2 separate regions of the Homo sapiens genome follow, and region 1 is linked to region 2. The links are chromatin contacts, found by Hi-C or POLR2A ChIA-PET in ENCODE. All regions are on one chromosome and are shown on one strand. The core of a region is the stretch at or near the end of the contact, and the rest is flanking DNA. Distances in the headings are between cores, read along the strand shown.

What was found. Hi-C counts contacts between places; a loop is a spot of excess contacts on that map. ChIA-PET counts read pairs that join two places held with the same protein, here RNA polymerase II (POLR2A). Pooled maps may share reads with other maps.
Region 1: a loop to region 2 is called in a map of ascending aorta, with 3 times the contacts of the local background. The contact joins two enhancer-like sites. A Hi-C loop is called at or near these places in 4 of 168 maps with a recorded cell type or tissue (PC-9, ascending aorta, cardiac septum and 1 more) and 4 of 50 pooled maps. POLR2A ChIA-PET finds 5 or more read pairs at or near these places in 1 of 52 experiments (PC-9).

The regions. Positions count from the first base shown.
Region 1 is chr15:71,436,715-71,439,414 of GRCh38, forward strand. All of the region lies in intron 7 of THSD4 (thrombospondin type 1 domain containing 4), which reads left to right. Among named protein-coding and RNA genes, the nearest start is that of THSD4-AS1, 250 kb to the left of the region's middle. Within about 2 kb of position 1,422, at least 2 of the 41 ENCODE cell types and tissues checked have a DNase peak (open chromatin) inside an H3K27ac peak, as active enhancers do; they include PC-9, where a contact is called at or near this core.
Region 2 is chr15:71,333,657-71,336,356 of GRCh38, forward strand. The region is part of intron 6 of THSD4 (thrombospondin type 1 domain containing 4); the gene reads left to right. Among named protein-coding and RNA genes, the nearest start is that of THSD4-AS1, 150 kb to the left of the region's middle. Within about 2 kb of position 1,400, at least 3 of the 41 ENCODE cell types and tissues checked have a DNase peak (open chromatin) inside an H3K27ac peak, as active enhancers do; they include PC-9, where a contact is called at or near this core.

The DNA of each region.
Region 1 (2,700 bases), core at 172-2,671, 100 kb after region 2:
TAGCACGGGGGAATTGCAGGAGAATGAATGCCCAGCAACCCAATGGAAATGTTTATACACCCTTTTTCATAAGGCAATTGGAGATGAGGGAAATGTGGCAATTTGAGGGATAGTAACATTTTTACGGGGAAATGAATGGACTTGGAGAACACGCAGTGACCTGGGACAAAGTCTCTTGGGCCCACAGAGCAGACAATGGCTGGTAAATGATTCTTTTTGAAATACTGAATGGGACTGTGTTCATTTGTTTTTGCACTGCTATAAAGAAGACACCTGAGGCTGGGTAATTTATAAAGAAAAGAGGTTTATTTGGCTCATGGTTCTGCAGGCTGTACAGGAAGCATGGTGTTGGCATCTGCTCAGCTTCTGGTAAGGCCTCAAGAAGCTTACAATTATGGTGGAAGGTGAAGTGGGAGCAGGCACATCACATAGCAAGAGCAGCAGCGAGAGAGAAAAGGGGGAGACTCTTTTAAGCAATCAGATCTCACATGAACTGAGAACTCATCACCAAGGATATGGTGCTAAGCCATTCATGAGCGATCCACTCCCATGGTCCAAACACTTGCCACTAGGCTCTACCTCCAACACTGGGGATCACGTTTCCAAATGCAATTTGGAGGGGACACACATCCAAACCATATCAGGCACCAAAATAGAAGACGATGGTTTGTGACAGAAGTCTGCCCAGGCATTGACAGCTTGAGTCTTTCTTCCTGCGATATGAGTTAATGAAAACTCAAGGAAAGGACCAGAGGTAATTGTTTTCTTCTTTGGCAGGTGTGGACTTTAGGAAGATAAGGGAACTCCAGAGAACAGCTTTGGGAGAGACAGAACATTGAGAGGCTAAAGGGAGGTGGAGGTAGGGTAAGGTCAGAGAGACCTTGAGGTGCTTACTTCAGTCCAGCATGTTAAAGTGCTATATTTTCGGGTATTGGTTTCTGAGCCCCAGCACTGCAGTTAATATACTGGTACATGGGTCCCTTTACATGTTTGCAATAACTGTTGGATAAATTCTTAAAAGGGAGCCAAGAATTCATATGTATTTGTGATTTTGATAGCTAGTGGGTGGCAAATTGCCCTCCGAAGTGGTTGAAACAACTAACACATCCATCAGCAATGTATGAGAGTGGTTTGCTATCCACTTTTTGGCTATTTGCCAGTCTGATAAGGGGAAAGTGGTATCTCCTGTAGTATTATTAGTTTTCATTTGCATTTATCTAATTTTGAGTGAGCTCAAGCATCTTTTCACATGCTTCAGAACTGAACCTTCAGGGACTGGGCTAGGATGAAGTGAGTGCAGTGCCTTGGGTGAAGAATTTAAGGAGGCATTTACTAAGTTCTCCAGGTCTCCTTCACTTACGTGCCCTAAGCACCTCCCCTACCCACCCTGGTCCCAGCTCTGTGCAGTGCCCTCCTCGCCCTCGCCCTCACCCTCGCCCAGGAACCACTTACATTCCTTTTGTGTGATCTGTCTTTTAATAATCTTTGCACATTTTTCTATTGGGTTGCTGATCTTTTTCTTAACTTGTAGGAGCTTTTTATGCATTAAAGAGATTATTGTGTAAATTGCAGGGTTTATTTTTTTTTTAACTTATGCCTTTGCTTATGAAATTTTGTTTATTTTTGCCATGCAGAAGTTTCACATTTTTTAAATGGCAAATTTAGCAATTTTCTCTTTTGTGATTCTGGATTTTATGTCATAGAAAGACCTACAGTTTGAAGTTATTAAGAAATCATCCTGTTTTCTTTCAGCAATTTATGGTTCTGTGTTTTTACATTTTTACCTTTTACATTAATTCATTTGGAATTTATCCTAGTGTATCGTGTGAGGTATGGGTTCAATTTTACTTTTTTTCAGATGGCTACCCAATTATGGATAATTACCCAATTACCTAAACCATAATTGAATAGTCCACCTTGCCCCCACTATTTTGAGGCTCCCTCTTTATTACTTGTGTATATTTTTGGCTTTGTATTCAATTCTATGAATCTCTGTCTTTTCATATACAAATATTAGAACATACATTTCGAAAAAGAAGCAGAACACACAGGTGTTTGAAGTGATGAAAGGTAAGTTTGCTTTGCTCGGGGCTAATGCATTTATGGACTTCAAATGGAAACCTTTCTTTGTTCATCACTTGGAAAAGCCACCTGTATTTAGGTACCTTAACAAGACTTCCTGTTTACAATATATTTTTACTTGATTGAAAAATGAATATTCTATGACTTTTTGGAGCAGAATGGCAGGAGTTACAATCATGAAAAGCATTCCAAATGACAAGACCACGGTAGGCCAGATCAAGATCTCATGGACAGTTGAGGGAAAGTATTAAAAAATAGAGAACTGGAAAATTTATTGAAAAATGCAGAATATGCTTTTGGCAGCTGTTTGCTTTTAGGACAAACTAGATTTGACATGGAAAAACAAATCACTGCTCCCATAGGCGGCTCTTGAGGAACCGTCTTCTGCCATTCAGTAAATAGGCGGTATCTTTCACAAGTTTTGTTTTATTGCATATGGATCATAGCAATTTTTTAAAGTTTATCAATCCATCTTCTAATGGCTTGAAATTTACTATTTTTTTCTACTTACTCTTCTTGTGTTCTATTTTCACAATTCCCAGCAAAATGCTAGTAATTATAGTGCTTAAGAATATGCTGGAGAGGATGTGGAGAAATAGGAACACTTTTACACTGTTG
Region 2 (2,700 bases), core at 150-2,649:
ACTGAGGGTACAAATGGTTGTGACTGTCGTTAAGGACTTATTGAAGTCTTGCTTCACACTTTACTCAAGGCTATTTCCCACTCAGTAAAGGCAGCGTCTGCATCAAACACCCAATGTTTAAGGTAGTACCAAGCAGACAACAAACCTTTTTCTCTTACGGGGCTTAGTAGATGCTTATTGAAAATATATGAACTTTCGTTGACAAGATAATGCTACAGAAGGTTGTGGCTTCTTTCTTCCCTTTCTCAACCTCCCTCTGGTCTTTATCCTCAAATAACATTTTTGCCTGTTTCTTTTAAGCCAAATATGTGGAATTCAGAGATGAGTAAGACACAACCTCTGCCCTCAAGAAACTCACTGCCTCCCAGCCTGTTGTTTTAGTTTCGAGTTGAGTTGATGAAAGTATCTAAAGAAACATTGTTTTTAAGGTTTAGGATTCACATATGGAGGACAGTGTGATAAGATACACCCAGCAAACCGGAAGCCAGAGCAGTATATCAGCAACCATAACAGTCATAAACTGAGAACTTACTTTGTTCTTTTCTGCAGAATAGCCAAGGCATATTTTTGTGGATCATTTTTCTTCATGATGCATAACATGAAACATAAGGGTAATCTCTTCTCACAAATGGGGAAACAGAGTTAAAGGACTTCTTCAAAATCCTAGCTTTGAAACCGACACTCGACTACCACAGAACCATTTCTCTAAGAGGTGGACATCGGCAGCTTTCTAGATGAACAGGTCACAGAAGAATTTGGGGATTCAGCATGAGAGTGTATATGAAGCCTTTGGTACATTTTCTGAGTGCTTACTAAACATCCAATACAGTCAGTAGCTCTCATTTTTATTTTTATCATTGTTCATGTCATTTTCTCATTCCCCAGCTCTGGGGGCAGTTGGTGCATGGCTGTCACCCAGGACCCATGGACAATCCCCAAGGGCCAAATAACGCTGAAATTGGCATTGACCAAGGCTGCGGCCAAATGCCAGCCCATCAAGGCAAATGAGTCAGTTTGCCAGTGTCTGACCCAAGCCTAGGAGAAGAAACAAACCAGCCTCCCTCTCTCTAGTTCTTTGAAAGTAAGCCCTTAGCCTGATATGTTTGTTGCAGGATAGACCTGTGGCCCTCATAGTGCTCAGAACTGTCAGCAGAACTTCTTCACTGGAAGAAGGAAGATGCACATCTTTCATGGAGGTTGTGCTGTCTATCTGGGACAAAGGGGGAATCCGTTACAAAATCTGCTTCTTTTTGAAGCTGCACATTCAGAAACAGACTATGGCTAAGTGACACACTGGAGCAGATGGGCCAGGGCTGTGCTGGATTTGAAAAAGGCCCTCCTTCCTGAGCAGAATTAATGGAGCTCAGGTCTGGGGAGGGTGAGCGCACTCTTGGCAGGCAGCTGTCTTGTGTGACTTGTGCTGCACTCATCTGTGAAACATGTTGGATCTGAGAAATGAGTCTTGAATCCTGGGTCATGTTAGCATCAGAATCATCTTCTGTTAATTACATGAGACAATACATGTGAGGTGCTTAGAGCAGTGCCTGGAACACAGCTCACGTTCAGGAAATGCAAATACTTGTCAGCCCCAGCAACTTCTTCTGCTTTTAGTTGAGGGCTCTTTTCTTAAATCAGTATTGTGGGCTTTGAGATGGTATTTCAAGGAAACAGAATTTCCTACTCTGTTTAGGACTTGAACCAAGTACCCCCTAACCTCTCCCCAACCCCTCCCAACAAAAATGCACAGATTTTATTTAATTTTTCTTTTCAGAATCTTTATCCCTTAGAACCTAGACTTCTAGAATGACAAATATATTTAATATGGTTTCACAGAGTTTGTCTGGACCCCTTTTTGAGGAGAATTCTGGGGCTGATTTCAGACCCAGAGAAAAAGGATATAATGATTGATGAGTGATGTCTGTCACGGGTGCGAGAGAAGGGTGGGAGGTATGTGTGCCATGCTTTTACCATCTCTAACTAAATGAACTTCAAGGCCCAATTTCCTCGGTGAAGATGAATGCAAGGCTTATTTCCGAAGATGATGCCACTCTGGAGAGCAGCTGAGACCTCAACAGCTGTTTATCTTCCTGGTCATGTTTCTGGTTTCTGGCTGTTTCTTTTAACAAGGGGTCAGTAACTGAGGGCTTCTCCACATCTGCAGGGAGTTTCCTGCAGAATTAGGATGTGTAAAATAAACCCACAAAATCAAAGCCCCAAACAGATGCTGGAGATTATTTCACACTTGAGGTCATCCTTCTTGGAGAAGGGCATGGGGGTGGGTTGTCGGGGAATGATGTGGAAGGCCAAACCTGAGGGGCTGGACTGCAGCAGAACACAGTCAATGAAAAAAAGAATCTCAATCATTGGGGAGAGATCACCTCGGTGGATGGCCTTTCGCATTGCAATCCATTAGGAAGAGGAAATAAAGTGATGGAGGCCATCCCCTGCTCAGCCAGCACATGTGAGGCATGTTCACACACTGTCTCCCTCTCCCCACAAAATGCTCAAGCTTCTAGAATGTTTTTAATCAAGGGATTTAGGGCAGTGTTTTTCAACTTCTAGAATAAAAATGTTACAACCTTGGTCTGAGTGGTGAGGGCCCAAAGATACAGGGAAGGAAGTGGTAGATAACAAATACATTAATACCCTTTATTATGAGTTCATAATATTTTGTTAAATCTGAAATTCAGTTGTCATTTA